Linked DNA regions of Homo sapiens: region 1 is linked to region 2. A link is a loop called in an ENCODE intact Hi-C map of the cell type or tissue named here. Cell type or tissue: ovary. All regions are shown on one strand. Each heading gives the region's core, and the rest is flanking DNA. Links, peaks and the distances in the headings are about the cores only.

Region 1 (12,367 bases), core at 1,750-9,749, 55 kb after region 2:
TTTGAAGTAATAAATGATAGTTGTAAAAAACAAACTTCTAGATGAGGGGGTTTTCTTCCCCCTAAATCTAATCATTTTTTGCCTCCAAGTTGTGCAAATGTGTAAGGTTTTATTGTAATAGTAAATCTATCATTAACATCGGAAAGTACCCTTGTAGAGATTAACAGTTGTCATGGACATGAAAGAGTATCGGTCCCCTATCTAGACAAATAAGCAACACTGTGATGTTCAAGTTAAGAAGGTAACCTAGGATGACAGATTTGGAAACATAACAGGGGATATTTTCAGGAATTATTAATGGTTTCTCCTGTTCAAATTTGTTGTGTTTCAACCTCTGTATAAAGAAAGAGTAGTTTTGATTGTGTGAAAGATTATTGAAGCACTAACTGAAAAAAGAAAACCATATCTTGAGACTGCAAAATATTATTTTATTGACAATTTGCAGACACCCTTTAACAAACAACCTAAATAAAGAAGAGTATACTTTCAAGGAGCAGTATTGTAATCTCATGTCAAATTGCAGTGTTCTCTTAATTTTGTCTTATGTAAATGGAGACACTGTCTCTCAAATGGCTTAGCTTTTGATGTTCACTGTTTTCTGCAAGTGGTTGAATTGGATTTCATTGACTTGTTGACTCGCATTGCACAGCCCTTAGTGATAAGTTTGCAGTGTTTACTTTCCGATTTTAGCCTGCCTTTTTATCCAAAGATTTTAAAAATTCTTTATGAATCCATGATGGATTAATTTGCGGAAGTTAAAATGATGCAAGTTGCTCCATCCAACAGAAAAAGGAAATGTCATTCCCGGAGAAGCAGTTGCTAATAAACCTGAAACTAGTCAATCCACATTTCCAAATCTTGTGCTGATATACCAGGGTGTAATATTTACATGGTACAATGTTGTTACTAGACCTTGGAGAGATTCTAATTGCTCACTCACATCAGGACTTGGTATTTGAAATATTTCCTGGCAGCAATTAAAAAAAAGAAACAATAAACCTTTTAAGGCAGAATTAAGATTATTTACGACTTTAATTAAAAATTGAAAACTGGCCTCATTTCAAAAAAGCCTTTACAAAAATGTGAATTAATCAAAAATAACCATAAAAATTCCAAGGTGATAAAGGCACAGTGGAGTAATGGTCCTAGTCCTAGGGAATTGTTTTGTTGAAAAGAATAAAACCCTTTTCTGTCACACCCTGTTAGTCATGGGCTTATTTAATATACCCTGCTTGCCTGCCTGCCTCTAATCCCCTTTGTAACCTCCCCCTAGACATTAAATGACATTATTTTGGTCTTAAGGTTGCCAGTTTTATGAGTCCTACTGTGGAATCGGGGCCAGTGACAAGGCACCCATAGCCATAGATAAATTCATGTGAGGAGGGGTCGGGATCTCATAAGTGATGCCCTGACCGTGGGCACGTGGCCCTTTCCCACACCTGTCGGATCCTACTGAAAACCAAGAAAAACCTGAAATCCCAGCTAAACATTATTCAAGCTGTGAAAAGAAAGAAAAAGAAGAAAAAAAAACTCTTCTGCAAAGGAATGGGGATAATTTGGTTCACTGCATGCAGAAGAGTAACTTTTCTCTTTGCATAATTCCTGCACACCCACACATCCCATCAGCCGATGTACAGACTTCTTTCATGGAATGTGCTTTGCAGATCTCGAGTCCATTAAATCAAGGGTTACACAGAAAAATGGGTAGCGAAATACTCAAGTCACCAACTGTGGTCTCCACAGAGAATAGAAGAAGTTCGCCTATAGAGCAAAGGGCAGAATCTGTCCTTCAATTCTGTCTGATAATGAGTAAGTGAAATAAGAGAAAACTAAGGCAATAAGCCACTTGAAATTTTCCTCAAGGCTATGAGCTTTATCAGAATTTTTCATTTTCACCTTGTAAGTGCCATAAGCAGGAGGGTTTCCTTTAATTCTAGACTGATATCGAAATGGACTTTTTAAAAGTGCATACAAAGGATGCCGGAAGTTAGAGGTGACATGAATCTTTCATCCATTTCACACTTCCACAAAGATTCAAACTTTATTTGTGATTTGTTAAATGTTTGTTAAACATTGACCTATGATCCACTGTGGCTGATGGCTTTCACTTTTGTGACCTCAAAACAGGCTGTTATAAACCAAGCATAGCATTTGAAATGGGCGCGAATGCAACACACATTTATATGTCCTACGTAGAGAACAGCTCTGTATTGCTTTCTGGCAAAATTAGGGCAGTCTATTTACTGTAATTCTTCATAGAGAACTGGTAACTTTTGGAAATCGGTTCAGAGCCACCACCACCTCTCCCCCACATATACTCAAAACCAGAAAATTTTCATTAAGTATCACATAAGCTTACCTTGCTTTGTACAGTTCTTTGAATCTTTAAGAGCTATGTGAAAATATGTATTTTCCTTTAAATTGAAGCATATATTAAGTGGACTAATAAGGCACACTTTTTCTGTCAGTTGCTTTCAGTCATGGTCTAGACGGCAGATGGTGTATGCACAAGTGGGGTGCATGATCAGGGCCACCCCAGATTTTGCAAACCCTTCTCATTTTTTTCCTTTCTTGTTTCTGCTCAGGAATAAATTAAAAATCAGTCATACTATTAATAGAATATTAGTAATAGGCACATATCACAGACATATCATCTCAAGATGAACTAGTCCACCTCTTCCTCTCACATTTTAGAAACTATATTAGAATGCACGTGACGGAGAGTGATGCTGTTACGGGGATGACATTGAAACGGCACTGATTTTTTAAAAGCGAGTCACAAACTTCTGTACTTTAATCATTGTTGATGATGCATTACTTACCTCACACCTCAAAATGATGGTGAGACATACCTGAATATCCTGATGCTCTCATTTGAAAAGTAACTTACTTCAATAAAGGCTCTGGGAGATGCTTTTGTAACACCAGTGTTTTTGGTTAGAAATTTTTATGCTAATTAATAATTAAACTCAAATGAAAAAATAAGCCATCTTAAATTTAACCCTGTGCCAATAGCAGTGATTTGGATTTGAAACCAGTTGCTTGGAGGCTTCCCTTTTAGGTAGACCCAATATGCTGCCAGCTATGCTTTCCAGAGCATTTTGATGCTACATAGTGATGGGAGCCATTTAAAAAGAGGTAAGAATCCATAATTTGCAGGATTTAGGAGAGGTTGTCAATGAAAGTGACCACTTAGTAAGAATAAGCTTCTCTTCCTTTCTTGAGTGATCAGAAAAGCTGTCTTTGGCCTTTCCGTAAATACAGAAAAATATCGAAAGATATCTACCACCATCTCTGGGGTAATGGTCCAGGATCTTATTTCGTGCTTAAAGCTGTTGCCCGAGGTGTGCGCTTTAGAATACGTTCCACAGAATGTTATTAGATATTTCTTTTAAAAAGTTTTTTTGGTCATATAAATTTAGGACACACTAAGTTAAGTACTACCCAAGGGTTTCTTTCTTGCAATAGTTCTCAGAGCCTTGGATATACCAGTATTCCAGAAGGAAGGTAACATTAGGCGTTGCTCAAAATTATTTGGCCAACTAAACCATCTTTGTTTTTCTCCAGAGATCTCAACAAACTACTCTTCTACTACATTGTTTGCAAAGTACAGTCTCAAGGAATATCATTTATTCTACTCAACAGATATTTATTGAGTACTTACTGCGTGTCAGGCACTAGGTTAGATCCAGAGATACAAATGTGTATAAGACAGACAAGTTCTGTGCCCTCATAGATTTACATTATCTTCATGAAAGTCCAACAACAGTAAAAAAAATAAACAGAAAATCAGCCACATAAATACAGATAAGGAAACAATAAGGGAACTGATACGGATGTTAACAGAGGGTGGCCTATTGAAGTGAGATGGGCAGGAAAGGCCTCTCTGAGGAGCTGATCATATTTGTAGTGGGAACACATTCAAATGACTAATTTAGAAATGAGGCCAGGCCCAATGGCTCACGCCTGTAATCCCAGCACTTTGGGAGGCCGAGGTGGGTGGATCACTTGAGGCCAGGAGCTCAAGACCAGCCTGGCCAACATGACGAATCCCCATTTCTACTAAAAATACAAAAAAATTAGCCAGGCATGGTGGCGTGCGCCTGTAATCCCAGCTACTTGGGAGGCTGAGGCAGGATAAATCCTTGAACGCGGGAGGCAGAGGTTGTGGTGAGCTGAACTGTAATCATGCCACTGCACTCCAGCCTGGGTGACAGAGTGAGAAGACAAAAGAAAGAAAGAAAAGAAGGAAGGAAGGAAGGAGAGAGAAAGAAAAGGAGGAAAGGAAGAAAGAAATGAAAAAATATAGATTGGCTGCAAATTTTTAAAAAGCATTGCAGGCCGCGTGCGGTGGCTCACGCCTGTAATCCCAGCACTTTGGGAGACCGAGACAGGCGGATCATGAGGTCAGGAGATCGAGACCATCCTGGCTAATATGGTGAAACCCCCGTCTCTACTAAAATACAAAAAATTAGCCAGGCGTGGTGGCTGGCGCCTTTAGTCCCAGCTACTCTGGAGGCTGAGGCAGGAGAATGGCATGACCCCAGGAGGTGGAGCTTGCAGTGAGCAGAGATTGCACCACTGCACTCTAGTGTGGGTGACAGAGCAAGACTCCGTCAAAGAAAAAAAAAAAAACAAAAGAAAAAGCATTGCTTTAGTCGCAATACTGTACCTTCCTGTATGAGCTTTTAAAAAAAGAACCTGATACTACTAAACTATAGCAATAGATGTTAGGATCATCTTAATTTGTTTTAATTGCACCTTTCTGCAGCCTGTCCTCCTTAACGGAGATGGCACTCAATTGAGGGACTGCATGCTAGACAGTGAAAAGCATAGCTTAGTGCTCCCATCTAAGAAAATGACCCAGATGGTTAGCATTTGTGATTCTCTGAGTACACTCTGCCCTCACTTAATGGCCTCAGTAGGTTCTTGGAAACTGCAACTCTAAGCAACATGATGTATAACAGAACCAATTTTACCAAAGGCTAATTGATAAAACGAGAATTAAGTTCCGAGGGCATATTTCTGGTCACAAAAACATCATCAAACTTCTAAATAAAGATCTCAAACACTTTTAACATTAAACATTGAAGTGAATGTGAGCTTATGTACTTTTAAGAAAGATAATTAAAAGCAAATACAAAAATTATTTTCCCAATTGTTTAAGTTCAAGGTTGAGGGTGGCTGGATCCTACCCCAACAGTTCAAGGCCTGGAGAGGATTCCGTCTCATCACAGTGATCGCGCGCACACACACACACACGCGCGCACACGCACACACACTGACCATGTAGACACACCCATTCACCTAATGGTAACATCTTTGGTACATGAGAGGAAACTAGAGTACCTGGAGAAAACCCATACAGACATGGGGAGAACACTTCACACAGACACCAGCTCTGGCCAGGAATCGATTTTTTTTCTCATCAGCATTATAAAGACACCACGTTATTCCAGGACCTGCTGTACTCAGTACAGGCGAGGCCCATGCCAGCTCTGAGGATTTAGAAGCAAGACCTGGCCCCACTCTCCTGAAGATTACATTCTAACAAGAGACACACCGGGAGATGCCAGCTTTCAGTATAGTGGGGGAAATGCTATGATAAAGTCACACAGAGAAAGCTTCTGGAACATGGAACTTGGGAGTTCCTTTGCAAATGATAGAGATTGTTAAGGAGTAGTCTTATATTTACTGTCTGAAAGCAATAAGGAGATCAGTATTATTCTTTATTACATTACAATATTTTGTCAAATGTAACAAAGTAGTTTTATTTCTATTCCCCCTGAAAATTGGTAATGGGGACCAAAAATGGGTTTTTGGGGCACAGTTCTGGCCAACTGTGTAAGGAATGACGACCCTCTGACAGGTGTTTTAATGAGCTATTCAGGCTGTACAGTGCCTAGCACAGCTACCTTATGGAAAGAGTTCCTAGATAATTGTTTTTCTGATTGACTGACTGACAGAAGCCTTCTAAGCTTCTTATTCCCTTTCTCTTATTAAATTTTGTGCATTCTTGATGAAAATCATTTTGGAATAAAAGTGTTTAGCTCAGGCTCTCTGCTACCTAAATATAGTGTCCTAAAATCTCATAACACAGCTCACTATTGCCCTTCTCAGGCACTCCCTCTCCATCCCCACCAAAGTATTCATGTCCTTTGTGCAATTACTGCTCCCTCTGGTAGTTCTCTCTTGTCTTTCCTTTTCAGCTTCAGTTGAGCTATGTCATTGATATCCATGGGCAGTATCTTCCCATTTGTTTGTATCTTGGCTCTCTGATCTGTGAAGATTTGTTTTCAGGGTGACTTCACACAAGGGCGTGGATAAGCCTAATACAAAAACTTTTCATGGTGGATACCAGGCAGGTGGCCATGTCTTAGAGTGGTGTTTGGATTGGACATCAGAAGGTATGGGCTTCTTTTAAGCACTGCCATGAATTGCTTCAGGACTTAGCTTAAGTTACATTCCCCTGGTTTTTCCATTTTCCCTTCTTGGCAACTAGCTTGAAAGGCAAACATGGGGCCCCAGAAGTGAAAGGGGAGCTAGTTCAGTAGAAAGCATTGTTATGCCACATACCTGCAATCCATAGCAGTCTACTGTGCCTGACAACAGACCAGTAATATCCTTGGAAATATTTTCCTTCCTAAGAACTGAATATTCTTTCAGTGATTACTAGAGCCAGTCTTTCTGGGTCATACAGATACTCAGACAATAGCACAACAGAAGATCCAGACAAAGGAAAGCAAGCTGGAATCGAAGCTAGAGGGAATTTAAATCAAATTTGAACCTGTGAAATCTAATTATATTCAGGGGTTATTGACTTGGGGCTCATAGACCATGGGCAAAGGCCCATGGATGGCTGTGTTTTAGGAAGCTCATGAACTCCCAGAAATTATATGCAAAATGTATTTTTCTGGGGAGAGGCTCCATAGATTTTTACTGACCTCAAGTGATCCACCTGCCTTGGCCTCCCAAAGTGGTGGGATTACAGGCTATTCTTTTAACTATAATAGAAAAGCATGGCTTTTAGGATGGTTGCTTGTCACACTGCCACTACATGAGGTCTAGGCTATAGCCCATCAGCATTATATGCATCCTTAAATGTCACCTCATCCATCCTGCAGCCTAGTATGGGAGACACATTTAGGAAGTCCCAAAAGATACTCATAAAGCTTCTTCATGTAATCTTAAACTTTCTGACTTTTATGATAGTCTTTTTGGGTATTCCTGTTATTTAGCAACCCTAATATATTCAAACATCCTTGTACTATAGAGAAAAAAAAAACACCTTTCTGAAACACTTGCACATGGGCTCTACTGTCTTCCAAATGTGCTGCTGCTTTTCCATGGTGACCTTGCTGATGTCTGTGAAATTCTCCTTTAATATCTCTAGTTTCCCACAATTTTTTCTTATTACCCGGATTCCAGATTTTTTGGCGTATGGACTATATTCGTCTCTATGCTCTATATTTCATTCATGGTGTAGAGTACAGTGTCAGCAAGGGTCACAGTGAGGCTTGCAGTGTCATTTATTGGCTATTGAGATAGGCATTGAGGTAAAAAGGTCGACAAAGGAACCAGTGCTAAAGGGCCTTATGTGCCCTGCTAAGGTGTTAAACATATACAGTGGTCAGATCTGTGATTTAGAGAGATAATTATAGTGGTAATGTGGGAAACGAATTAGGTATTTACAGTGAAAGGAGACAAGGCAATTAGTTTGGTTGGCATATTTCCATTAATCAACAGTCTTTAGATAAGTGGCTTATCCAACTATGACTACACCCAGCCATGCTATCATCAGTTCTAGGTTTCTCAGTCTTTTCCAAAATGCTATCATGAGAGACTTGGCTAATTATCTTGGAATTCTAGGAGTGGCTTTCCACTAATGGTATCTAAAAAGGAAATGAGGATTCTCTGGTTGTTCCCAATGACCCCATCCTAACTCCAACTGACTTCCTTCCTTCTTTACTGCTTGGCAACCCATTATTCTTCGTAGAATCTTTCCAACCATAAAGTTGAAGCTTTCTGGTCATTAGATACATTTCTAGGCTCTTTTTTACCTTACTGAAATTTGAGATATGCATCTCTTTCTCCATTTTTTTGGCTTTCTCTCTTTATATTTTTTCAAAGCATACTTTTATAATCACCTTTACAAGTGTTTTTGGTAGCAGAGTTTGTGAACACTTAGAACCTTGAATTCCCTGACTAGCTAGATGAGGTCTCTTGTTAACTTCTCTCCTATCCTTCCCCACCTTACCCCCAGCAATTATTTTTCCGCATTTCCCCTTCACCACTCCCTCCTGTAGAAAAAATATAAATAAGCCAGGTAGTAGCAGTGTTGTTATATCATGTTCAGAGTCCATTCTTCTTTTTAAAATTACATAAGCGATGCCTATCTGTGTAAAAAGAAAATGAGGACATATGCAAACTTTCATTGAAACCAAGACACCATTGATTGTAAGTCTTGTCTTGATTTCAGAGATGTTAGCATATATTTTACAATCAATGAATCACAGTGGCTTAACTTTGGTGCCTATCTTTCTATATATTTTTTCCTGTCATATGCAATCATATTATGGGTCCCTCTGTTTTGATTCTTCTAAGTGGTATATAGTGAATATATTGCCTTGACAGTAACTATATTTTTAATGACTGCATTTTAAAAGATACACTGCATTTCACTTAACCAACTTTCTATTTTCAGACAATTAGATGATTTTAAAGATTGTACTATCATGAACAATTCTATAGCGCATATGCTAGTATATAGATCTTAGTACATATCCTAAAGTGCTTCAAATAAATTCCTTACAACATATTGCCAAAATGACTTCCCCAAAATTTGTAACAGTTTGTTTGAATTTCTGTTAGGACTATATAAAACCAACTTTTTTCTTACACTTTACCAATGTGAAGTGTGAGTGTGTGTGTGTGTGTGTGTGTGTACACAGTATGATGGATGAATAATAGATGAACTATTGATATACAGTTCTTAGATTGCTGGTAGATTTGATTATTCAAAATTTATTAACCATTTATATTTCAATTTTATATTATCTGTTGTCTTTTCTTATTTTATGGATAATTTTTATATTGATTTGAAGTAACTATATATAACAGATATTAACTAGTTAATTGTCATAAATATTGCATATATTTTAGTAGTTTGCCATTTGTGAAACTTGATTTGCTGTGTGGATTTTTTAATCATAGAAAATTTACTATAGATATATTTTTACATATTTTTAGATTTTTCTCCCCCATCTAAAGGTTTCTGTTTTGATGTCACTTTTACAAAGGCCAACTCATTATTCCACTATTTTGTTTAAACTCCAGCTTTCTCCCATTTTAGTGAAACTACTCTTCTGATGGTGGTAGTTCTTGTTTTTTGTAAAGGACAAGTAAGGCTTTGGAACTGTGCCTGACTGAGTTTGAATCTTAGCTCTGACTCTGGGAGAAATTACTTAGCTTCTCTGAGCTTCCGGTTCCCATGCTAAAACAACCTACCTCCACAGGGCGATTGTGTGATTCAAGTGAGACCATGCCTGTGAATGGACTTAGTGAAAAATCCAAACTGCAGAATGTAGGAGGTGCTCAGAACATAATTTTTTCTTTTCTCCTGGACACAACTTAGTTAAATGAGAAGGGCACTTTCTTGTGGGTGATCTGAATACAATTTCAACTGTCCTCATTTCGAGATACACATCGCAGGCAGCTGTTGTACTACACACCTTATCTTGAAGGAATAATGCATGACACCACTGTGCATAATCAAAACTTGAGCTCCAATTTGCTTTCAGATTCAGTGACAACCATACTGCGAAGTCCCGTAGGGTTGTGATGCAAGATCTTTAAGTTTGGTGGTAAAAAGGATAAATTACTGTAATGAGAAGTTTTCCTCATTTCAAATCTCTAAGGACATCACTGAGCTTTGAAAAAGGAGACTCAAAAGGAAAAATATAGGTAGAGAGCTGGCAAGGCACGAAGACAAGAAGCTCTGTTTCACAATACTGCTTTGGGCTAGTCTAGCACACAAGCACCAGCTAGGCTATAGGAATTTAGATAATGTTTACCCATCGTAGACTTTGAATAGAAACTGTATTTTGAGATAATAGTGCAAAGGACATCCTTGACATTTCATTTCCTCATGTGTACATAAGCAAATATAGAAATCGGATTTCATTTCTGTGTACTCAAAATAGCAACCAAGGATCCAAAGATGATCCCCCACCTCTTCTTTAAAAAAAAAAAAAAAAAAACCTGTTCTTTTATATTCAAAAATATGTCAAGAGTAAGTTCCTGAATTTCTGAGTCACAAAGACTCAGACACATAGGGAGCCCTAAATCATAGCATAAATGAACTGAGGAACCTAATGCTTCATAATATTTTCCCCATCTCCCGTCTCTATCCTCATTAATATTTCCCTTCCCCATAGAATATTAAGCATGAAATTGATTAGACACTTTAACATAGCAAAAACACTCACAAACTCAGTACCACTTTTATCTCTTCAACCATCACCAAAAGCAAGAAAGGGTGATTTGATATTTAAAACAGTCAGTAATGGCCGGGCACAGTGGCTCATGCCTGTAATCCCAGCATTTTGGGAGGCCGAGGCGGGTGGATCACGAGGTCAGGAGATTGAGACCATCCTGGCTAACACGGAGAAACCCCGTCTCTACTAAAAATACAAAAAATTAGCCGGGTGTGGTGGCGGGCGCCTGTAGTCCCAGCTACTCAGGAGGCTGAGGCGGGAGAATGGTGTGAACCCAGGAGGCGGAGCTTGCAGTGAGCCGAGACCGTGCCACTGCACTCCAGCCTGGGCAACAGAGTGAGACTCTGTCTCAAAAAAAAAAAAAAAAAAAAACTGTAATAGCATAATGGATGCCATTAGCTATTTTTATTCTCCTTAGTTATGAAATAACAGTTTAAAAGAAATGGGAGGGCCAACAATAATAATCACCAAATACCCGTTTGCTGGGTATTTTCATGGGTGTTTACTTTTTCAGTCTTCAAAACAATTCTACGAGGCTAGTATTACAATTAATATTGTGGCCTTCTATTAGAGATGGTAGAGCCTCCATGCTTTGAAGTATCTTTTCCAAAATTCTTCAAGCCCCTTTCTTGGTAACTGAGCCAATAGTACCATCCAGTTGGGGTATCCTGATCCCATTTCATTTCATTTTATTATTTTTTTTTATTTTTAATTTTTTTTTTTTATTTTTTAACTTCTACTTTAAGTTCAGGGGTACATGTGCAGGTTTGTTATATAGGTAAACTTGTGTCATGAGGGTTTGTTGTACAGATTATTTTGTTGCCCGGGTATTAAGCATACTACCTATTAGTTATTTTTTCTGATTCTCCTCCTCCCATCTTCCACCCTCCCAACAGGCCCCAGTGTGTGTTGTTCCCCTATATGTCTCCATGTGTTCTCATGTTCTCACTTATAAGTGGGAGCTAAATGATGAGAACACATTTCATTTTAGAGATGAAAGACCTCAGGTTCAGAGACGTTAAATGACTAACAAAGCACATTCAGTAAGCAGTAGAACTGTACTCAAGCTGCATTTTTCTAACTCAACATGCAGTGCTCTTTTGGCTTTACCATTCTGACTATGGCGGTCTGATTTCCCAACACTGAAAATTTTATAACTTATCAACAAGTTCTTGGCATGAATTCTATAGTGGCCTCTGTTAGAGATGGTGGTAGATTTTCCCCATGCTTTGGAGTACCTAATTGAAAATTGTGTAAGCTCTCCTCTTGGTGGCTAGGTCAGCAGTACCATCCAGTTGGGGCAATCTGATCCTACACTGAGACCCACATGGTCACTGTCCCCCATTCCATCCTTCAGGGCACTTTCCCACCCTCTTCCATATATGTAGGGTCAACTAAGTACCCCAAGGAGCTCTAGAACTCACACCTATGGGATCTTCCCGGGGTCTTATAAGCAGATCCTAATTCCAAAAGGTTGGTTGGTGAACATTGGTCATTGTGGCATTTCTTTAGCTGAATTGGTTGAAATTGGACCTCTACAGTGGTTCTGGCATTCTGATTGAGGGTGACTCAAATTGATTATATAGACAAGAACCCCACAGTTTTTGTTTTTTTGTGTTTTGTTTTCAATGCCATGTGTATCCTAGGGATGGCCCTGTAGAGGGCAAGAATTACAAAGAGTCTGAGATTTTACCCTAGGTTACACACTAGCAAGTTAGCCTGCCACAGTTTCATGGATACTGGCAGGAGACATGAGACTCCTGGGTCAGAGTCTCAAAGGACAGTGTATTATTTATAGTAATAGTGATAGCCAGAGTATCATCATTTTCTTATGCCAGTTGTTTAAGTCCTAGTTCCCATAAGGTACCATG
Region 2 (12,367 bases), core at 1,681-9,680:
TGACTTTGTACAAAATGCTTCTAACGTGGATGACCTCTGCTTCCATTGAATGTTGCATATGAGAAAACTTCTTTCCCAATCTTAGATTTCTCACATGAGCTAAAATTTTGCTTCCTTTGCTAAAATTTTTTATTACTTGAAACATCTCTTCCTATTACTAATTGACATTGTTTCTTAGAAAATAGTGAATCTAATAGTAGCTGTTGTATATCTACACAATCTGTGGTAGAAGATGACATTCTAGAGAGGAGCAAACATCTGCTTTCTGGGCCCAAATATTCATGTACCAAGAAGCAATGCTTTGTAATTAATGATTCCTCAAACTGTAGAAGTTTCATTCTGACAGGACACTTGTATTTAATTTTGACTGGGGCTGGGTGCAGTGGCTTACACCTGTAATCCCAGCACCTTGGGAGGCTGAGGCAGGCACATTGCCTGAGCTCAGGAGTTTGAGACCAGCCTGGGCAACACGGTGAAACCCTGTTTCTACTAAGAAGTACAAAAAACAATTAGCCAGGTGTGGTAGCACACACCTGTGGTCCCAGCTACTCAGGAGGCTGAGGTGGGAGGATTGCTTGAGACTTGGAGATGGAGGTTGCAGTGAGCCAAGCTCTTTACTGCACTCCAGCCTGGACAACAGAGCAAGACCCTGTCTCAGTAATAATTAATAATAATAATAATTTTGACTGAAATGGTGAGGAAAAATGGGTTTTTTTTTTTTTGTGAATTGAGCTCTGTACTAGTCTGTTCTTACACTGCTGATGAAGACATACCTGAGACTGGGCAATTTACAAAAGAAAGAGGTTTAATGGATTTACAGTTCCACATGGCTGGGGAGGCCTCACAATCATGGCAGAAGGCAAGGACGAGCAAGTCACATCTTACATGGTTGGCAGCAGGCAAAGAAATCTTGTACAGAGAAACTCCCACTTTGAAAACCATCAGATCTCGCGAGACTCATTCACTATTACGAGAACAGTGCAGGGAAGACACGCCCCCACAATTCAATCACTTCCCACTGGGTTCCTCCTGAAACATGTGGGAATTATGGGAGTTACCATTCAAGATGAGATTTGGATGGGGACACAACCAAACCATATCATTCTGTCCCTGGCCCCTCCAAAATTTTATGTCCTCACATTTCAAAATCAATCATGCCTTCCCAAGAGTCCCCCAAAGTCTTAACTCATTTCAACATTAACTCAAAAGTCTACAGTCTAAAGTCTCATCTGAGACAAGGCAAGTCCTTTCCACCTGTAAAATCAAAAGCAAGTTACTTACTTCCTAGATATGATGGGGGTACAGGCATTGGGTAAATACAGCCATTCCAAATGGGAGAAATTGGCCGAAACAAAGGGGCTACAGGGCCCATGCAATTCCCAAATCCAGCGGGGCAGTCAAATCTTAGAGCTCCAAAATGATCCCCTTTCACTCCATGTCTCACATCCAGGTCATGCTGATGCAAGAGGTGTGTTCCCATGGTCTTGGGCAGCTCTGCCCGTGGCTTTGCGGGGTATAGCGTCCCTCCCAGCAGCCTTCATAGGCTGATGTTGAGTGTCTGCAACTTTTCTAGGTACAAAGTGCAAGCTGTCAGTGGATCTACCAGTCTGGGGTCTGGAGGACAATGACCATCTTCTCACAACTCTGCTAAGTGGTGCCCTAGGAGGGACTTTGTGTGGGGGCTCCAACATCACCTTTCCCTTCTGCACTGCCCTAGCAGTCCCTAGGCTGCACACAGCACACACAGTCCCTGGGCCCAACCCACAGAACCAGTTTTTCCTCCTAGGCCTCGGGGCCTGTGATAGGAGAAGCTGCCATGAAGACCTCTGACATGCCCTGGAGACATTTTCCCCATTGTCTTTGGGATTAACATTTGACTCTTCATTATTTATGCAAATTTCTGCAGCCAGCTTGAATTTCTCCTTAGAAAATGGGATTTTCTTTTCTATCGCATTTTCAGGCTGCAAATTTCCAAACTTTTGTGCTCTGCTTCCCTTAGAAAACTGAATGCCCTTAACAGCACCCAAGTCACCTCTTGAATGCTCTGCTGCTTAGAAATTTCTTTCGCCAGATACCCTAAATCATCTCCCTCAAGTTCAAAGTTCCACACATCTCTATGGCAGGGGAAAAATGCCACTACTCTCTTTGCTAAGACATAACAAGAGTCACCTTTGTTCCAGTTCCCAACAAGTTTCTCATTTCCATCTGAGACCACCTCAGCCTGGACTTTATTATCCACACCACTCTCAGCATTTTTGTCAAAGCCATTCAACAAGTCTTTAGGAAGTTTCAAAATTTCTCACATTTTTTTGTCTTCTTCTGAGCCCTCCAAACTGTTCCAATCCCTGCCTGTTACCCAGTCTCAGAGCCGCTTCCACATTTTTAAGTATCTACAGTAGTGCCCCCCTCTGCTGGTACCAATTTACTGTATGAGCCTGTTCTCATGCTGCTGATAAAGACATATCAGAGACTGGGCAATTTACAGAAGAGGTTTAATGGACTTACAGTTCCACATGGCTGGGGAGACCTCACAATCATGGCAGAAGGCAAGGAAGAGCAAGTCATGTCTTACATGGATGGCAGCAGTGAAGAGAGAGCTTTTGCAGGGAAACTCCCCTTTTTAAAACCATCAGATCTTGTGAGACTCATTCACTATCAAGAGAACAGCACAGGAAAGACCCACCCCATAATTCAGTCACCTCTCACCATGTTCCTCTCCTGACACATTGGAGTTATGGGAGTTATAATTCAAGATGAGATTTGGGTGGGGACACAGCCAACCACATCAAGCTCCATGTGCAGGAAATATAACAAGCGCAAGAGAATGTTGTTTCTTGGCCAAGAGACCCTCAATCAATGTCCTTCACTTTGATTTTCACTCTAGTTTCTTCTAATTCTAGGAATTATGGCTTCATTTGTGCTTATATTTAAGAGCCAGTGACCCTATGGTGACTTAGGCCTCAATTATCCTACCTTCTTTCTGGGTAGCTGCCTGAAGCCTTCCATATAGGATGGAGAAAATAAGAGAAGTTGAGATGCAAGCCAACTTTTTTTCTGTTTTGGCGAGAAAAGTTTTGATGAAGAAAAGAGTTTGAAACTATCTGTTGGCTAAAATCAAGGGAGCAGACATGTAGTATCTTTGCTAGGCTTGGCCTTTCTGACTGGCCAGAAACAGAAAGGATCTTATAAATGTATTAGTTTTCACTTATTTCGATATTAAATATATAGCAAATTTTTTCCTGCATTCATGAAGTGATCCAGCTTTTGTCAACAAGAAAAAGAAGAAGCTTCCCCTGTGTTTTCCGTCATGGGTTACTTGTAAAAGAGGAATGCAGCCATTCATAGAAACACTGTAGTAAGTAGCAAAACTTTGATCTTTACAATTCCAGATGACTAGAGTTGTAATGAGCTGTGCACAACCTGGTGAGAGCAAGTAGGACTGTACTGGGGTAGGGGAAATGTGGGAGAGATGGTGTCTTCCTGCCAAGATTGCCTTGGATAGGAGCTGCGTTTAATACAAAGGAGTGAAAAAAGAGACAATAAGAGGCAGTGTAGTCAGATGATCTCTTTTTAAAGTTTATGTAGCTATGTAGGAAAAAAAAAAACAGAGAGGTAAAGGTACCTCCTGCTGGTAGAGGAAGGGCAAATCATGGGAAAGAAAAACTTTGAGAATGTCATGTTCTTTTCTGTTCTATGCATTAGCAAGTAAATACAATAGCACTATGTGGAAACAGCAAAGGAATTAAAATGTGCCATTCTTTAAAGGTATAATGGAATTAGACAGGCCAATCCAGCATTTTTTTTTAAGTGTAAGCAATTACTTTGCAGGTGGAATAAGATTAAAACTGTTAACATGACTCCCTCTCTCCCTCTGTGGCAGATACACTGGAGCTTAGAGCCTGCCAAAGCTCTCCAGAAACTTTTGAAGTAGCTCTCAGGGTTTTGAATGTCCCATGAAAGCAATTTGCCAAAAAGTGGCTAGGCATCCACCTGGGGAGGTTCTAGTCTTCTGGATCTGCTTGGTAAGGTTATATGCTACAAGAGGTCTCATGAAAAGTATTAGTATGATGTCTTCCAAAGCCCCAGAAAACCAGCTACACTGGTTTTTAAAGGTTTTTAAAGGAATTTGAAAAGGCTTTATCATCTCACTGCAAAGCAGTTTAATTGGAACTATGTATCATACCCCTGATATGTTTCAGGTGCTGTGTTTGGCATGGGACATTCTCAGTAAGACAGGGTTCCTGTCCTCTAAGTTTATGGTCTAGGACTGGCTGCATCAGAGCCACCTAGGAGGGCACTTAACCCGGACTCATGGGGTCAGGGAGGGCTTCCAGAAGGAGGTGATGGCTGAGCTGCCGCCTGACCGCATGATCCTTATGGTGAAGAGGCACATTTTGAATTAGACAGTTCTCCCAAGGTCTAAATTACAGCCTTGGAAGCTAGAGTCAGGCTTTTGCATCCAATGTCGACTTCTCTCTGACAAATAGCTTTTGTATAAAATTGGGTGAGCTTATTAAGGTGAACTCACTTTCTGATTCATGTATAGTGCAATATTCTGGCAGTACCTGGTTGAAGTGAAAAGACCTAAAGTCCTGTCTCCTTTAATACAAAATTCATTTTAAAAATGTCCCAGTAGAGGGCTGAGCACAGAGGGCTAAGGTTTTAACAAAGGCTTGTTTAATTGAAATGAGGACATAAACTCCAAGAGGTAGCGGAGGAGAGAAGTTAGGGAATCTGCTGACCCCCTCCTCTCAGTTCTTGGCTGCTGCCCGAGTTCATCTTTCTTCAGTTCGTCCAGCCCTGCAACAAAAGAGCGCTTCAGTTCAGCAGAGCAGCGTAGAGCTTGCACGCATGCTGAGCAGGAGGGCTGTCGAGAGAAACCGTGTAGTAAATACAGAACGCTCATTGAAATGCCAAGTGTCACTACTTTGGCATTTAATTATCTGACTTGCTGGCAGCTGGAAGTAGGGAAGCAAGCAGAAAAAAAGAAGAAGAAGAAGAAGAAAAGTCAGTGAGAAGCAGAAGGCAGAACTGGACAGTGATCTGATGTAGAAATTGGGCCAAGAGCAATACTTTCTAGGCACATTCTTAAAAAACCTTTACCTTGTATTTAGTGTTTAGAACTACCTGCACTTTTTGAAAAGAAATTCCAAATAAAATGCCCTCTGATTAAAAAACATTATCACTCTGAACATACAGAGGCACAATCAATGAACTCTTACAGTGAAGACCATTTTAGGTATGTTCAATATGGGCTGTCAAAGGTGTCTAAACACACAGCAAGGTCATCTGGGAAGCAAACTCGAACAAAGCAATACCAGTGCTGTGGCAGCTCCATCAAATTTGAATTAAAATGACTTGGCAGCCTGCTGGTATGTCTGGCTTACATTTCAGGGTGAGGAGAGAGATATGGACTCTGGAGGTAGCAGACAAGGAGTTTAATCCCAGCTCTGCCACTTACGTCGAGTGTGAACCTGGGCCTCCTCTTGGTGTATCACTTCTCTCAACACTTACGTGCTTCTCACCAGAAGCTTTCATTGTTTGGGGAATTATGCCAGCTTTAAAGTCACGTTATATAGTGCCTAGCACAAAAAGCCATTTACACTAGAAGCTGTGTTGGAAAAAAATTTTTTTCTTTTTAAGCAGCAGACCTCTTACTTTAAACAAAATATGATATAGGGCCTGTGTTCTGAAACCAACAGGAAGAAGTCCACTGCTCAAAGAAACTGGTCTCTCCCAACTCCAGACACCAACAGTCCTTTCTCCTAAGGTCACTTTTTGGGGGAGACCTCCTCTGACCCCAGACTCCTAAACGGCAAGTCCACCCCACCCTCTCTTTTGCCTGCTTCCATGGTACTTACCGTTATCTGCCGTTCCTTACGTTGACCCATTCTGCTGTCGGTCTGCTCCTCCCCGCTGGAATATATGCCACATGAGAGTGGTGACTTTATCTGTTGTGTTCTCTGTTGTATCCCTAGTTCTTCCAGAAATACCATCTGGAACTTAATAATTATCTTTTTAAAGTAGGCACTCAATAATTATCTTTTTCAATGAATGGCACATAAGTAGAGACCAAGATTGATGCCTGTGGATCCTACTGTGATAGTCTAGTGTTGGGGAAAACAGGTACCAGACATCCATAAAACTGTGTGGTAAGTGTTGTGCTGGGTGAAGTATGGAGTGTCATGGGGACACAGGGAAAGGCCCTAACCTAGACATAAGAGGTCCAAGAAGGCTTCCTGAAGGAAGTACTCAGAACAATTAAGAAACTGAAGCACATAGAGGAGAAGTCACTGTCCCAAAGTCACATAGCCTGAAACGAGGCAGAGCTGGTGCAGAGCAATGAAATGGCATTGGCACACGGGCTGTGGTCTTCGCTCGAAGCGTGTGCTATTTAGATGCTGCAGAAGTCAGTGTTAAGACAACATGAAGGATGTTAGTCCTGTCTATGAGGAGTCAATACAACTTTGGCTACACCACTGAAGGTTGACCAGAACAGTGAGGGAGACTTGCAGGGATTGGGTCCAGAGAATGTTCAGGTTATTCTGGGGAGTGATGAATAGCATTGCAGAGGAAGTGGAGATAGAATTGAGGATTTGAATGATGCTGTGAAAGTGGTAGTAACAGGTTTAGAGTGTTTTGTCAGGATCTGATCCAGGAGAAGATGCTTCTAAGAAACATATTCTCTACCCATTAGAACAGTGATATAATATATGGTTTTCCCTAAGTATCCATGCAAAATTGGTTCCAGGACCCCATGAGGATACCAAAATCCATGGGTGCCCAAATGTGTGATATAAAATGGTATAGGATTTGCATACAACCTACACACATCCTGTATACATCAGATAATCTCTAGATTATTTATAATACCTAATGTAATGTAAATAGTTGTTATACTGTATTTTTTATTTGTATTATTTTTATCGTTGTATTTTTAAAAAATATTTCTAATCTGAGGGTTGGTTTTGTGCACATGTGGAACTCAAGGATGTAGAGTGCTGACTGCATATGAAATCTTTTTTAAAAATGCAGATACTTAGACTTGGGAGTGCCAGCTCTAATAATTTATCCTAAGATAATTTATTCGAATATAATAATCAAATTATATAGTGTGTGTGTATAATACATACTCATATATAGAAAGTACATGTTCATGTACTCTGTATTAGTATTTATATATATATATACACACATATACACATAACATTGCAAAATAATCTGAGATTATCTGAATGTCCAGCAAGAGGGGATTGATTCAGTAATGTATGGATTATTTATACAATGCAATAGTATATAATTGTTAAAATGATGACATTGGTATATATTTATTGATATGGAAAATAATACCCATATTATTAAGCAGAAATATTAAGCAGAAATCTTTACAGTATGTATAGAATGGTTTTATTTTTTAAAGAAAAGTGTACACACATATTCCCATCAAAGTGTGGAAGATATATACCAATATAGTAATAGTTTCTATATACTAATAGTGTTTATTTATGTAATATTTATTCAGCCAATGTTTTTCTTCATGTAACAAGAATCAATGGAAAGGAATACAATGACAACTCTTCATTATCCCCACCCAGTTTAAAAAAAAAAAAGGTTTAGACTTTGGCCAGTTTTTCACTCTGAGATTACCATCCGCTTTCCTGTACCATCTGTGCAGAGGAGTGTCCACAGTTAAATGGGAACTTCTACAGCGGGCTTCACCCTTCATCCCAAATTGAGTCCTCCCTTCATTCTCTGGGAGCTTTTCATGAGAAAGATCCATTTGCTTGTCAGTACTCAACCAAGACCTCCCATTTGTCTCTCAGGTTTGGAGCAGCGGAGGGTGCACCCAGCGGTGTCAACTGGCCTTTCGCTGTCATGAAATATTACCATTTCACACTCACAAATAAAAGTTAGCAGCATTTCATTGCTGCGTGGTGTGAAATTAGACCTCCTCACCAGCTGGATGCAACAGCCTGCTGTAGAAATGGTGATGACTGCTAGTGTTCCTGGTTCAATTCAATTAAGAATATTTTTTTCTCCTCTTTGGTGAAAGGGGTAGTCAAGATGAATGCCTTGCAAACTTCTGAAATATGTACTTGTATAAAAGAACTATTAAAGTAAAGTAACATCTCTATGATCTTTGAACTAAGCCGTCATTCTGCCATTATTGATGTGGCTGCTTTAAGCCGTCTAATTAAAATCGGAGTGACAGATTTGTTATTGAAAATCTGAAACCCAGCTCACATCCCATACAGCACATCTGAGCAGGGTATATATCTGCTGTTTTGATGGGCTCTCAAAATTGCTAAGCTGTGCCGGGTGCCAAAAGGAATTCAATAAATCTTTTCTTTTCTTACCGAGCAGCTCTCATTAGTCTTTTTAATAATAGCACTAGTGGATATCAACCTCAGTTCTCCAAAATAAATTAAATGTGTCCATTAGGGTTGTAATTATAGCATCAGATATGAGTTTATTCTGCTACAAAGAGATGGCAAGGCTGATAGAGCCAAGAGCTTTCCTCTCGGTCCTTACATTTTAAACATTGCTTGGTGTATAAAATGTGGATCTAATATCTGGGTGGAGGAGGGGTGGCCTAGCAAGGTCTTTTGTCATCTGAACTGACAATATTTCTCCCGGCTTGGGAGTTGTAAGCATTCGGTATCGAGTGGTGTGAATTCTGCAGATCCTAAGTGAAAACTGGTCATCAACTAGCAGTATGCAGTTCAGAGCCTGCTGAACAAACTGCATAAACCTCAGAGTAGGAGAACATGACAGAAGGCTGCGTTATCTGAAATTTTAGCTAATTTTTTTTTAACTAGCAGGAGCCATCTGTCATGATTATTCTGATTCAAGGGCTAAATTGAACGGAAGGCATTGCTGGGCGATTAAACAAGTTCTCTCAAAATATTTTCATACCTTTCTGTCTTGTCAGAAGCTTTTTTTTTTTTCCACCAAAGATGTCATCCGATTGTGGATTTTTTTTTTTTTTTTTTTTTTTTTTTTTTTTTTTTTTTTTTTTTTTTGCAGGGGGAGGATTTCTGTCTCCCATGCCATAGAGAAACCTTGTCACTGTGTTGGCACTAAGGAATGGGGTGAGATGCAAGTAAATGGGTGTGTCCTATTTGAAGCTTATTCTTCACTTCTGGCTCTTGCAGCCTTATGGTGATGTTACTCTTGGGCCTGATTGAGATGTTCTGAATTCATCCAGATGTTCTAAATTAATTCATTAGAGGTTTCTTCAGAGGGTGTCAGAGGGGAGCATTTCAAGAGTCCTTTTCCTACTCATACTTAGAAAGGGGAAGGAGTTACTGAGCCGGAAAAAAAAAATAGGCAATGGGACAGAAGACTGCATTTGGTGGCAAGAATCTGCCATCGCTTTCTTGTCATTCCAGTTATTTTTCCACTTCAGCCTCCAATTTGGAAGAAAAATTTCTGTGATTTCCTATGTCATGAGCAGTAACACAGATTTTGGAAGCTCTGTCCTCTTGGACAAGTGTGGAAATATAAAGTTTGGAAAGATATTTACATCTTTTAAAGATGTATGGAAGGTAACCTGCCTCCCCTCTCATCTTCTAACTTCATTATTAAAAGAAAAAAAAAATTCACATGTTGATGTGAAGGCAACTGGGTGTCATTTCCCTTTAAATAGTACAAAACATATGGGGGCAGGATTGCATTTGTCACAAATTGTCAAAATATTTTTTTAAAGAAACCAAAATCTTCTAGGGATGGTTCCAAATGTGCCTGATTTCCCTGAGCAGTGAGCAGTGCGACCTTTACATTAGCAGATATATTTATAAATACACATATGGCCCGCCAGGACCTGATTGGCTGCTGATCTGATGAGACAGCGACAGATTTAATGGTGTTTCACCTACCTGGGGTTTAGTTTTTTTAGTTACTGATTTACCTTAGCAGTTTTCACTTACAGTCACCTAATTTATCTGTGTTTTATTGACAGGTGCAATTTTTTAATGAGGGCTGTGGAAGCAGAGAGAGGTTTTGAATTTCTTGATGTTTTCTGTGGGGTCTTTATATGATGATAGCTTGATATTTTTCCTCCTAATGAATCTGTGAGACTTGTCACGATGGACAAAAACCAGTGACATAAAAAAGAACCAAATATGTTTATTTGGAAGAGTGCAAGTAAAACCTTAAGGCATGTTACTGGTTTCTAGTCTATTTTAGACTTTTTATTTTACTTAAAAGTAAGCACCTATAAGGTACTTTTTGCTTCTCAAAAAAAAAAAAAATGATGCAATGCAAATGCAGAAACACAATAAAGTACCCTATCCAGAGGTCAGCTAGGTTCCAGAAAAGTGCCAGAGGTTTGTATTCCAAAAAGTCAAATCGCCCAAGGTTACTTTGACAGATACAGCAGTAATGGCTCTTACTAAACAGGGTTCTGAAGGTGTTAGTAATACTTTTAGGATGACTTTGGACAGTGTTATTCAATTTTTAAAACACCATGCCCTCTTCCAATAAGCACAAAGCAAATCTCAGTCCTTTCCCTATTCCTGTGCCCCCCTGGGAGTGTACTTGTTTTGTACATTACTCTTCCAACTGCCCACTCCCTCTCCTGTTGAGAATCTTCTTGGCTGCTAGTTTAGAATGGGCTTGTCTCCATCAGCCAAGAAGATTTCATAGGGCTAGACTCACCAAGGTTTGTGTTACAAAAATGAAAGGTATGTTTCTATATTCACAATATAAGATTATATTGTTTAATGTCCTTTTTCAAACTACATTGCAACCCCAGAAATTCTAATCTTTTCCCATTCCAGCTGCAAATCCCTGATTTAGGAGGCTTCTCTCCCCTCTTCGCATGCCTCTTCCTCCAAATCCCACACATCCTCCATGTGCCTTATCACGTTTCTAGTCCTATCACCTTTCTTTTTCTTTTTAATGTTAACATTTCTGGTGCTTTTTGATTCCTGAATATTCACCTTTTCTTAGCTGATGACATTAAAGGACATTTTCTCCTACACTAAGACAATGAAATTGCCTGAGCGAACTGCATACTTTTACAACTGAGTTCATTTCTTTTTCAGCTTTGCAGGCACAGTGAAATGTGTAAATAGGGACTTTAATTCTCCCTCAGCTGCAATTCATAGTCTTTAACACTTCCTAGGTGGAAAAAAAAATATGAATGCTGTTCTTTTAAACTTGTAATAGTTTCATTGTATATTCCCCATGTACTCTCAGCCCTCTGCATTAGGGAGCGATTGGTTTTTCTGCGGGCACAAATGGTGCTGATTGACTTTTAGAAAATAGCAGAGTCCTCATATGTCTGTCATTGGGATAGTTTTCTGCTCCCAGTCAGTTCCCCAATTGCATTAAAAGCACTAAGCAATAGAGATTTCAAATGGGGACAGAGTTTCTTTATGGAACTTACTACCTTTTTATATCTGTGGACAAGGTGTAATCCAGCAGCTTCTGTTGATCAGAAACACAACCCCACTGTTAACTCTGCATTCGAGGGAGGCTCTGTATCTAGAATTTAATTAGAAAAGAAGGAAAAGGGTAAAACTAAACCATAGTCTCTTTGTATTCACTGAATTTGTTGATTGCAGTAGAAACCATTCATTAATTTATTCAAACTCAGTTCTTGACCTGCCACTGTATGTAATTCATAAAATTTCATGTTGGGAAAGAAAAAAAAAGGTGTAAATCCAGAACTCTTTCCTCTGTTTTCATGTATGGTTGGGAAGGTCTTGAAGAGCTTTACACATCTCACTTGCAAAATAAAGTATAAATGAGTGAGAATTTGTACCATATGTCCATTTATTTTTCGCACTTACAGGAATCATAAGTGATCTGAGCTCATAAATGTTTGATTTTTTTATAAGAATTTTCTTTTAAGAAATCTAACATAGATCTGTGAGGCTTGAGATTACAATAAAAAATTTGGTTAGCTTTCAGCAGCAACATTAAGTAAACATGTAAAAGTTTTACAAAAATAAGATGTCGAAAATTTTAATGGTTTCCCTTCTTAATTATGTGGTTTGAAATGGTGTGTATTTTTCAAGCTCTTTCTCTGTGATTCTCATTTTAACTACTATTGGGATGTTGCCTTCTGGTTTTGATAGTCTTAATTTTATGTTATTAGAGATATTTATTCTTAGATTTAATTTGCTGCTTATTTAAAAATTTCCCAACAGCTTTGTGTGAAAATGATTTTTATAGTAAAGTATCATAGTTAGGAATAGGCTAGGATTAGCACGATTAGTAATAACAGGTAAATTTTTTGTGTAATAAAGAACTTGACTTCGCCCAAAGAGAGTTCTCCTTGCCCTCAACTTCTGGGAGGTAATTCATATTAATATCTGATCGGAGTGTCTTTGTTTAATTTGGGAGCTGGCCACACCAG

Evidence for each region. Peaks named below come from ENCODE experiments on the same cell type or tissue, not always from the same donor. Only the 100,000 strongest peaks of a DNase experiment are listed, where the experiment ranks them.
Region 1: it touches region 2 in a loop (5-fold over the local background); 1 of 110 quality-filtered maps calls a loop at or near these places.

What each region holds. Positions count from the first base shown.
Region 1 is chr9:3,918,502-3,930,868 of GRCh38, reverse strand. The region is part of intron 6 of GLIS3 (GLIS family zinc finger 3); the gene reads left to right. Among named protein-coding and RNA genes, the nearest start is that of GLIS3-AS1, 26 kb to the right of the region's middle. RefSeq lists an enhancer at 2,375-3,574. In ovary, for the core only: no CTCF peak of the experiment used is centred there; no DNase peak of the experiment used is centred there.
Region 2 is chr9:3,973,452-3,985,818 of GRCh38, reverse strand. All of the region lies in intron 4 of GLIS3 (GLIS family zinc finger 3), which reads left to right. LOC105375964 (a long non-coding RNA gene) reads right to left here. Exons shown (of 3, transcript XR_007061399.1): 2 at 11,396-11,490. LOC124902111 (a long non-coding RNA gene) reads right to left here and starts at 6,002. Exons shown (of 2, transcript XR_007061400.1): 1 at 5,862-6,002; 2 at 4,656-4,800. In ovary, for the core only: no CTCF peak of the experiment used is centred there; a DNase peak (open chromatin) is centred at 4,798.